2 separate regions of the Homo sapiens genome follow, and region 2 is linked to region 1. Evidence: chromatin loops called from intact Hi-C (ENCODE). Cell type or tissue: mammary epithelial cell. All regions are shown on one strand. Region 1 overlaps FOXK2 (forkhead box K2). Region 2 holds the start of LOC124904092 (a long non-coding RNA gene).

The links. Peaks named below come from ENCODE experiments on the same cell type or tissue, not always from the same donor. Only the 100,000 strongest peaks of a DNase experiment are listed, where the experiment ranks them.
Region 2: it touches region 1 in a loop (10-fold over the local background); 1 of 110 quality-filtered maps calls a loop at or near these places.

Annotation. Positions count from the first base shown.
Region 1 is chr17:82,525,962-82,530,961 of GRCh38, forward strand. The region is part of intron 1 of FOXK2 (forkhead box K2); the gene reads left to right. Among named protein-coding and RNA genes, the nearest start is that of FOXK2, 8.7 kb to the left of the region's middle. In mammary epithelial cell, a CTCF peak has its summit at 3,024 (motif pointing left); DNase peaks (open chromatin) are centred at 3,050 and 3,790; H3K4me3 peaks cover 285 bases; H3K27ac peaks cover 2,976 bases.
Region 2 is chr17:82,381,732-82,386,731 of GRCh38, forward strand. LOC124904092 (a long non-coding RNA gene) reads left to right here and starts at 3,093. Exons shown (of 3, transcript XR_007065959.1): 1 at 3,093-3,219; 2 at 3,963-4,042. RefSeq lists an enhancer at 3,594-4,279. In mammary epithelial cell, a CTCF peak has its summit at 3,022; DNase peaks (open chromatin) are centred at 3,060 and 3,310; H3K4me3 peaks cover 198 bases; H3K27me3 peaks cover 313 bases.

The DNA of each region.
Region 1 (5,000 bases):
TATGTGGCCTGAATCCCACACTTTCTTATGTGGCATGAATCCCTCACTTTATGTGGCATGAATCCCTCACTTTCTTTCTTATGTGGCAGATTGTGTTTGGTAATGTCAGATTTGAAGACTTGTTTATTAAATCAGAGACAGTATCTTCCAAGGTGAAGACTGGAGAGAGATGAGCCGACAGTCAGTGGCTTCTGGAGCTTTCCAGGTGGAGACTCCAATAAATGAATTGAGGGAACTCACAGTGATTCTGTCCTACTCAGAATGCAGATGGGCAGAACTGAGCTTCCCGGAGAATCCCAGTACCAGAAAGAAGAAGTAAGAAGGAGGGGGTCCTGGGAAGGAGATGGCCAAGGGACATGGCTTGGCAATCAGGAAGTCTTGGGCAGCCTTTGAGAGGGCTGTTGTCTCCAGGATAAGGAAGGAGGCTGGACATAGGGCTGGAGAATAAGGAAGGAGTGGAGGTAGAAGGAGTGCATGTAAAGTGGGGACCTTGTAAGGAGAGCAGAGTTGAGATTAGGGTTAGGAGGAGCGGAAACCTCATCACTAAGGTGAAGTGGCTGAAGGAACCACCAAGAAATGGGAGTTGAGGCTGGGTGCGGTGGCTCACGCCTGTGATCCCAGCACTTTGGGAGGCCGAGGCAGGTGGATCATGAGGTCAGGAGATTGAGACCATCCTGGTTAACACGGTGAAACCTCATCTCTACTAAAAATACAAAAAATTAGCTGGGCATGGTGGCGGGCACCTCTAGTCCCAGCTACTTGGGAGGCTGAGGCAGGAGAATGGCATGAACCCAGGAGATTGGAGCTTGCAGTGAGCCGAGATCGCGCCACTGCACTCCAACCTGGGCGACAGAGCGAGACTCCGTCTCAAAAAAAAAAAAAAAAGAAAGAAATGGAGTTGAGGCCTGGTCAGCTCTTTGCCGAGTAGACAGCAGACGATGTCTGAAGGAGGACAGCTCCCAGTGGAAAAGAAAACGAGATTGTGTTGTTTGAAGAGCTGAGCAGAGCGGGTCGGAACGGAGCTACTAGGAAAGTCTGGTGTGTTTCCGTATTGAAGGGCTGCAAGGTGGCTGAAATGCCTTCGTTTTGCGACCTGAAACTCCTGACAAGCTTGTGAGTGGAGCTGAGCCTGGGACACAGGAGTTGGCATGTGTTGGCATAAATAAAGGGATGTTCATAGCAGAGGGCAAATGGCGCTTTGCACTTTGAAAAGTGTTCAGTGTACAAATCAGTTGCCTTTAATAACTACTCTGTATTTAAGCTCCGCCTCCTGGGTTCAAGCGATTCTCCTGCCTCAGCCTCCCGAGGAGCTGGGATTACAGGCATGCACCACCATGCTGGCTAATTTTTGTATTTTTGGTAGAGATAGCTTTTAAAGAAATTTTGGCTGGGCCCGGTGGCTCTTGCCTGTAATCCCAGCACTTTGGGAAGCCGAGACAGGTGGATCATCTGAGGTCAGGAGTTCGAGATCAGCCTGGCCAACATGGCGAAACTCCGACTCTACTAAAAATACAAAAATTAACTGGGCATGGTGGCGGATGCCTGTAATCCCAGCAACTCAGGAGGCTGAGGCAGGATAATCACTTGAACCCACAGGGTGAAGGTTGTGGTGAGCTGAGATGGCGCCACTGTACTCCAGCCTGGGTGACATAGCAAGACTTTGTCTCAAAACCGAAGATATTCATTTGGCAAATTGAGATACATTGTTATCACTGATTTGTAGACACAGAACACATTGCAGCTATTTTAGCATAATTGTTACTTTAAGTTAAAAACCCAGTAACCAACTTACTTCTGCCTCACCTTAGTGTTTAGTACTTCTTCCAGTGGTAAAACTCTGTGTTCCTTTTATTTTATTATTTAGAGTCTCACTCTGTCACCCAGGCTGGAGTACAGTGGCACCATCATAGCTCACTGCAGCCTTGAACTCCTGGACTCAAGCGATCTTCCCACCTCAGTCTCCCGTGTAGCTGAGAGTACAGGCCTGCATGGCCATTCAGGGCTAATTTATTTTTTTTTGGACGTGGGGTCTCGCTATGTTGCCCAGGCTGGTCGCAAATTCCTGTCCTCAAGCAGTCCCCCCACCTCAGTCTGCCAAAGTGCTGGGATTACAGGTGCGAGCCACCCTGCCTGGCCTATACATGTTTTCAAGTGCTGATCATTTATTAATAGTGAAGTGATTGTAGTCAGGCGTGGCTCCCCCATTTACTGGCAGGTCCCATTTAGACCTGCGGTTGCAGAAGTACAGCACAGCTCTGTGCATGATTGGTGGAAATATTCCAGGAGATGAGGCTGTTACAGTAACAGCAGATTTTTCCATTGTGAAAATGTAACTATTCCTGCTTTGTTGAAGAGAAAGATTTTTTTGGAAAATGAAGAAAAGAGGATTTCTAAATTAAGGAAGCTTTTAGTGAAAGCAGTTGGCATTTGGGTAGTAGTATTCTTATCTGTTTAACATTTTTGTGGGGCTCTTGTTTTCTTTTATGTTTGGTTTTTGGAGCAATTTATAATATCTTAAATAATGACAGTCATAGTAAATCAACCTCCACACTTTTTCATGAGGAATTTTTGAATTTGCTGCTAAAATGCAGTACAGGAGGGCATGTTTAAGGCACACATTACCATCTCTACAATGTGAAGCGGGCTTTGAGCACGGAACAAGGTGTTACAGCTGTACCTAGGAAGTGGTGGCAGGGAGACCAGAAAGTACCTCGTGCCAGAGCCACAGCCCCTGCGGCCCTGCTTTCCTCGTGCACGTCAGTTTAGAGTGCACATTGGGCTTCAAACGCCTCTGCTGATTTGTTAGGAACAGAGAAGGTGCTCTGCTGAGAATTCCGTAGATTTCTAGACAGTATTTGGTTTTTGCTGCAGTTTGTCATTTGAGATGGAATGCTTGTGTTCTTTGTCCTGTGAAGGGCATTGGAGTACGACACCGGGGTGAGTCTGCCTCCTTCCCCTCCCTGGGACGTATGACAGTGTCTGGAGGCACATTTGGTTGGCATAGACTGGGAGGACGGGTGCTACTGGCATCTAGTGGACAGAGGCCAGGGATGCCACTGAAAAATCTTACAACGCACAGGACGCAGGAGGGGAGAGCCGCCTGTTGCGTAGCAACCTGGCAGCTGATAATATAATAAAAGTTGGTTATGACTCTTGGTCCTACTGGTGGTAAGTTTTAATAATTTTTTTTACAGATGATTCCTGCTTAAAACCTTTATGCTACCAAAGCATCTGTTCAAATTATACTTGAAAGCGCCTTTTTTTTTTTTTTTTTTTTTTGAGACAGGGTCTTGCTCTGTTTCCCAGGCTGAAGTGCAGTGGTGTGATCTTGGCTCATTGCAGTGTCCACCTCCCGGGTTCAAGCGATTCTCCTGCCTCAGCCTCCTGAGTAGCTGGAATTACAGGCACGTGCCACCACGCCGGCTAATTTTTTTTTTTTTTTTTTCAAGATGGAGTTCTGCTCTGTCGTCCAGGCTGGAATGCAGTGGCACGATCTTGGCTCACTGCAACCTCCGCCTCCCAGGTTCAAGTGATTCTCCTGCCTTAGCCTCCTGAGTACCTGGGATTACAGGCGCGTGCCCACTCCCAGCTAATTTTTGTATTTTTAATAGACAGGGTTTCACCATGTTGGCCAGGCTGATCTCGGACTCCTGACCTCAGGTGATCCGCTTGCCTCGGCCTCCCAAAGTGCTGGGATTACAGGCGTGAGCCATGGCGCCCCACCTGAAAGTGCCTTTTGTAAAACAGAGCCTGGAGGTTGAGACTCATTGCGGAGTCACTAGATAACTCCTCCCTTTGCAGCTTTGAAAGGACACTCTCGGAATGCAGTTCTGTCTTGCTATCCCTGGTTGTAAGAAGATACAACTAGGTCCCTTAAGGCAGTAGTAGCCTAACATTGTTACGTTTGTAATGTGTTCTCTTAGTCGTATTTATTGACTTAATTAGGCTGATACAGATATTCTGAGAACTAGGAATACCTTAGTTACATTGATACAGATATTCTGAGAACGTTTATCTTTAGTGGGAAAAAAGACAATGAGCTGTAGCTGAATTGTTCCAGTTTTTTGTGTTCCTGGTTCCACTGGAGAATGAACTGATGATGTGACGTCATTGTTAGCACAGCCACGCTGGGAAAGATGGCTCTCAAGGTGCTGTTTTTAATGGTGTTTAGTCATTAATAATTGGCAGTAAGAAAACTCATCTTTTGACTTTCATTTGGACAGATGGAATATAGAAAACCTGAAATAGGCCGGGCACGTTGGGTCACGCCTGTCATCCCAGCACTTTGGGTGGCTGAGGCAGGCGGATCTCCTGAGATCGGGAGTTCGAGACCAGCCTGACCAACATGGAGAAACCCTGTGTCTACTAAAAATACAAAATTAGCTGGGTGTGGTGGCGCATGCCTCTAATACCAGCTACTCGGGAGGCTAAGGCAGGAGAATCACTTGAACTCCAGCCTGGGCAACAAGAGTGAAACTCCATCTAAAAAAAAAAAAAAAAAAAAAGAGAGAGAAAACCCGAAATAAGGAAATTTAAAACTACTGATGTGTTTTTTTTTTTTTTTTTTGAGACAGAGTCTCGCTCTGTCACCCAGGCTGGAGTGCAGTGGCGCCATCTCAGCTCACTGCAACGTCCTCCTCCCGGGTTCAAACAATTCTCCTGCCTCAGTCTCCCGAGTAGCTGGGATTACAGGCGCCACCACCACGCTCTGCTAATTTTTGTATTTTTAGTAGAGACGGGGTTTCACCATGTGGGCCAGGCTGGTCTCAAACTCCTGACTGCAGGTGATTCCCCTGTCTTGGCCTCCCAAAGTGTTGGGATCACAGGCCAAAGTGTGAGTCACTGTGCCCGGTCTACTGTTGTGTTTTCAAAGTGGCTTTTTTGGTCTTGTATTTTTCAGAATACGATAGCATTTTGAGTATATAGAGAATGTTTTAAAAATTCTGTGTTTTTGCCATTTCTGAGCTGTTGGAGGATGTTAGGATAATGAACATCATTTT
Region 2 (5,000 bases), 140 kb before region 1:
CTGTGTCATGTGCACATGTGGCTGTGTAGGAGTGTGGTGTGTGAGACTGCGACCCTGTGTCATGTGCACACATGGCTGTGTAGGCGTGTGTGGGTGCATGTGTGTGCATGTATGCATCAAGACTTCACAGGGACACTTTAAAATAGCAACAGTGGGCCGGGCACGGTAGCTCACGCCTGTAATCTCAGCACGTTGGGAGGCCAAGGCGGGTGGATCACGAGGTCAGGAGTTCGAGACCAGCCTAGCCAACATGGTGAAACCCCATCTCTACTAAAAATACAAAAATTAGCCAGGTGCGGTGGCAGACACCTGTAACCCCAGCTACTCAGGAGTCTGAGGCAGGAGAATCACTTGAACCCGGGAGGCAGAGATTGCAGTGAGCTGAGATCAGACCACTGCACTCCAGCCTGGGCAACAGGGTGAGACTCCATCTCAAAAAAAAAAAAAAAAAAAAAGCAACAGTGTTAGCCCTTGGTGGGAAATTTTAGGTAGTTTTTTTTTGTTTTTTGTTTTTTTACTTTTTATACTTTTGAGTCTTTTCCAGATTTCTCCCAAAAGGTATACACAGCTTTAAAATCAGGATTGTTACTAAATTTTTTTAAGATGGGGTCTTGCTCTGTTGCCCAGGCTGGAGTGCAGTGGTGTGATCTCGGCTCACTGCAGCCTCCGCCTCCCAGGTTCAGGTGATCCTCCCACCTCAGCCTCCTGAGCAGCTGGGATTACAGGCACGCGCCACCACACCTGGCTAATTTTTGTATTTTTTGTAGAGACGGGGGTCTCCCTATGTTGCCCAGGCTGGTCTCAAACTCCTGGGCTCAAGTGATCCGCCCACCTCAGCCTCCCAAAGTGCTGGGATTCCAGGCGTGAGCCACCACGCCTGGTCTATTAAGAAGTTTGAATGTCTGAAGCCTTCATGGTTGCCTCAAACGTAGTCACGCCTGGGGTCGGTGAGTGCTGTGCGTCTCCTGCACACGGGGCTGTCGGGCGCCTGCCTTGGAGGAGGAGGAGGACATGGCATGCGAGAGGCCTGCAGCTGGGGAGGTCAGAGCTGGGCCCAGGCCTGCGTGTTCATCTACGCGTTGCCCCCCGTCCCCTGGGCCACCCCTGGAGGCCCTTCTCCTCCTCTCCCCTCCTCCCCTCCCACCCCAGGCCCTGCCCTTCCCTGGCACCCAACTCCCTTACTCAGACCTCATCCGGCCCCACCCTGACCCAGGTGTGGGGGTCCCGGGGCTCCAAGCCACCAGGCTGTGTGGACAGCCCCTCTTCTCAGCAGTCACCGTGGCCACCCCAGCTGTGTCCAGGGCTGGAGTCAGAGCCTGCTCAGGTAGGAGGGACACGGTGCCAGGGGCCGGTCGGGGGCGGCGACAATGGAGTGCATGGCACAACCCACTAGAGGGGTCGAGTGCCCCGCTGGGGATTTCAGCAAAAGTCCTTTCTGCCCTGAAAGCAAGAGTAAGACCCCGGCTCTAACAGGTCCTAGTTGACGTTGTCCATGGCTGGCTGCCCCCAGCACCACAGCTCTGCTGTGCCCACGGCCCCGACCACTGCCAGGCTCCCCTGGACCCTCCCTGCCATGTCCCTCCACCCCCCACAATGCCCCCCAGACCCTCCCCACAATCCCCGCAATGCCCCCCACCCCCCGCAATGCCCCCGGACCCTCCCCACAATGCCACTCACTTCCCCACAAGGCCCCCCACCCCCGCTGCAAGGCACCCTGAACCCCCCCCCACGAGGCGCATCCCTGCTGCAGGCCGTTGGCAGGTGTTGCTGGTTCCAGCATTCCTTACAAATGGGAGCCTGCAGCCTGCGGTCCTGCATGTCCGGACTCCAGTAGTTTGCAGCACAGCTGCCTCCCTTCTGCTGCCGGGGCCTGGCCGAGGGATCGCTGCCGCTGCTAAGGGGTGGCTGTCTGGGTCCAGCGCTGGGTGGGCAGTCGCTAAAGAAGTTGCTGTGAATGCTGCTGCCTCAGCCTCTGCTTTCGTTTGCCCTGGGTAGAACCCAGGGGCGGAATCACTGGGCAGGTGGAAGCTGTCTCGCTGTCTCCCTGTTCCCCAAAGCAGCTTCAGCCGTGCCGCGGACACTCACCGGCAAGGGACGAGCCCTCCTGTTTCCCCCCTGCAAGCACCTGGAATTTACTGGATATTAGGTGCACTTGGGAAAGGAATTTCTTTTCATAAAAGGCGACTGAAAATCCCTTTGTGAGACACTGACTGTGCTGGATCAGAGATTTTGTAAATTTGGGTTTGGCCTATGGGGTAAATGGTAGGGCCTGTGCTGGAGAGGCCTTTGCTGTGTGGGGTGTGCAGCTCCCCTGGAAGGCCCTGGGCAGTGGAGCAGCCTGGATGGGGCCCCCCCTGCATCAGGATAGGGGCTCGGTTCCAGCACTATCATATCCCCCCACCATGCCCACCCCTGCTACCCTCCACCCACACCCCCAGCTGCTTCAGCCCAGAGCAAAAATGGTGAGGGAGAAGGTGTCCTGGGCGGGCCTTGGTCCCGAGAACAAGGCAGCAGGTGGCCCATGCCTGGGGGGCAAAGGATCGCATGAATGAACTGTGTCCCCGGCTGGGGGGTGGATGTCTGGTGGCAGGTGCCTGGCGGCGGGTGATTGGTTTGCCAGGCGCCCTCACAGACTGCCCCACGTCTGGCCTGTCTCCAGGCGGCTCTGGCGTGGCTGGGGTTTGGTTTCTGATCGTTGCTCCCCGACCAGAGCTGCTGCAGGGCAGTGGGAGTGGACGCCACGTTCCCCAAACTGGCCTCAAGTTCAAAGGGGCTTTTTCAGACACCCCCAGGTCCCACCTTCCCGCCTTCCCAATAGAGCGTGGAGGACATGGTCTTCTGGGGTCCACGGCGGGGAGGGTGGGGTGCACCGGCGCGTGGATGCAGGGGTCTCAAGGCCCCAAGCCACACTTCACATGAGTTATTCCTCAACAAAGAAGCACCTGCCATTTAGAGCTGCTGAACTCCCAGGCATTCCAGGAACAGTGTGCTTCAGGAAGTGGGTTGCACCTCCAACCAGCAGGCTCCGCTGTTTACCTGCCCGGGCACGCTCCGCTGTGGGAGGCCATCCCCGTGGAATGGACCTCAAGGCGGCCCGCCGCTGCAGGTGGCAGCAGTGACTGCGCTTGTGGGGTGAGGCGGCCCTGGCCGGGGAGGATGGCTGGAGCTGCTTGGCAAAGACTTGCGCTCTTCCTGCCCTGAACCTGCACAGCATCACAGGTGCGCTCCTGGCCACCTGGAGGGTCAGCCCCGGGAGGTGGCGTGGTGCACGGGCCCCTTTCTGCCCCTAGGAAAGCACTTGGTGCAACCCATGCTGTCTGGCACCTTCCCTCATCACTCACAAGGGCAGGTTTTTCCATCTGAATTCCAGACAGATGACAGTCCCAGCTGGAAGCGAGGCTGCCAAGGCCAACGGCCAGGCTGTTCCAGACTCCGGCTTTTCCCAGGCCAAGTGCCCAGCCCCATGCAGGGGTCAGGGGAGGCCAGTTCTCCTGGGACTGACCCAGGGCCCAGAGGCGTCGCGTGCCCCAAGCCACCGGGACAGGTGCACAGGCTGGCACTGGCCCAAGGCTGGGTAGTTCTGGTCTGTCACTTTTGCCCACCTGCAGCCAAGGAGACCCAGGCTGGGAGGGCCTGGGGGGTGAGTGAGGTCACAGCAGGACACAGCCCCAACGGTCAGCAGCCTGGAGACTCCGGTCCAAGCCCCAGCCCCCTCTGCCCTCCCCGCATGGGGCCCCTGCAGACCCCACTGCCAGCTAGGCCTGGGATCTTCCTGTCACCTCCAGCCAGCCCAACGGGACCTCCTGGCAAGCCCCCCCCCCCACCCCCGCTTCCCTGAAGCCCACAGCAACCCACAGGCCGAGCGGCCTGGGCTGTTGGGTATTTCATGGCCCCGACGGGAGCCCCTTTGGCAGAGCCCACCACTGGGCTGCTCTCCAACCGAGTGCTCTCCTGTTTCACAGCTAAGGGACCTCGGCTCGAAGGACCACCCAGGCTGTGCCTGGGGCCCAGTGCTGGAAATCCCGGGAGTGGACACATGCAGGTGCCTGGGACTGACGGGTCCTCACAGGGCGTTGGGCCGGGCTCCGTCCGTCCAGGTGGCCTCCGGCACCCCACAGCGCGATTAAAAACACAGAGCTGTGTCTCACCCCAGAACTAGGAGTTGGCGGGAAACTGGAGCCGCTGCCCCCCTGCCCTTCAGCCAAATCTGGCCACCCTGAGCCAAAATTCCTCCCGGGGGCTGGGAGTCAGGCCGGGGCTGGGCCTGGGGCCTGACGGGGAGGGGCTGTCTCTGTCCCAGGCTCTCCTCCCCATCCTCCCTCCGTCTTCCCCTGGCCTCCAGTGATGGGGAGGGGCTGTCTCTGTCCCAGGCTCTCCTCCCCCATCCTGCCTCCGCCTTCCCCGGCCTCCAGTGATGGGGAGGGGCTGTCTCTGTCCCAGGCTCTCCTCTCTGTCCTCCCTCCGCCTTCCCCTGGCCTCTAGTGATGGGGAGTGGCTGTCTCTGTCCCAGGCTCTCCTCTCTGTCCTCCCTCCGTCTTCCCCTGGCCTCCAGTGATGGGGAGGGGCTGTCTCTGTCCCAGGCTCTCCTCCCCGTCCTCCCTCCGCCTTCCCCTGGCCTGTAGTGATGGGGAGTGGCTGTCTCTGTCCCAGGCTCTCCTCTCTGTCCTCCCTCCGCCTTCCCCTGGCCTCTAGTGATGGGGAGTGGCTGTCTCTGTCCTCCCTCCGCCTTCCCCTGGCCTCTAGTGATGGGGAAGGGCTGTCTCTGTCCCAGGCTCTCCTCCCCATCCTCCCTCCGCCTTCCCCTGGGCAGCTGGGGGCCAGAAGCCTTCTCCCTGGGACGCTAAGAGGCAGTCCCGGGGGGTGTGGGTTCAGGGGTGGAGGGAGGGGCCCAAGGAGAGGCAGGAGCCAGCGTACCCACCTCACCATGGGCAGGACTCCAGGGCCAGTGGGCGAGAGCACGGGAAGGGGGCTGGGCGGACAGCGAGGTAGGGATGCCAGCA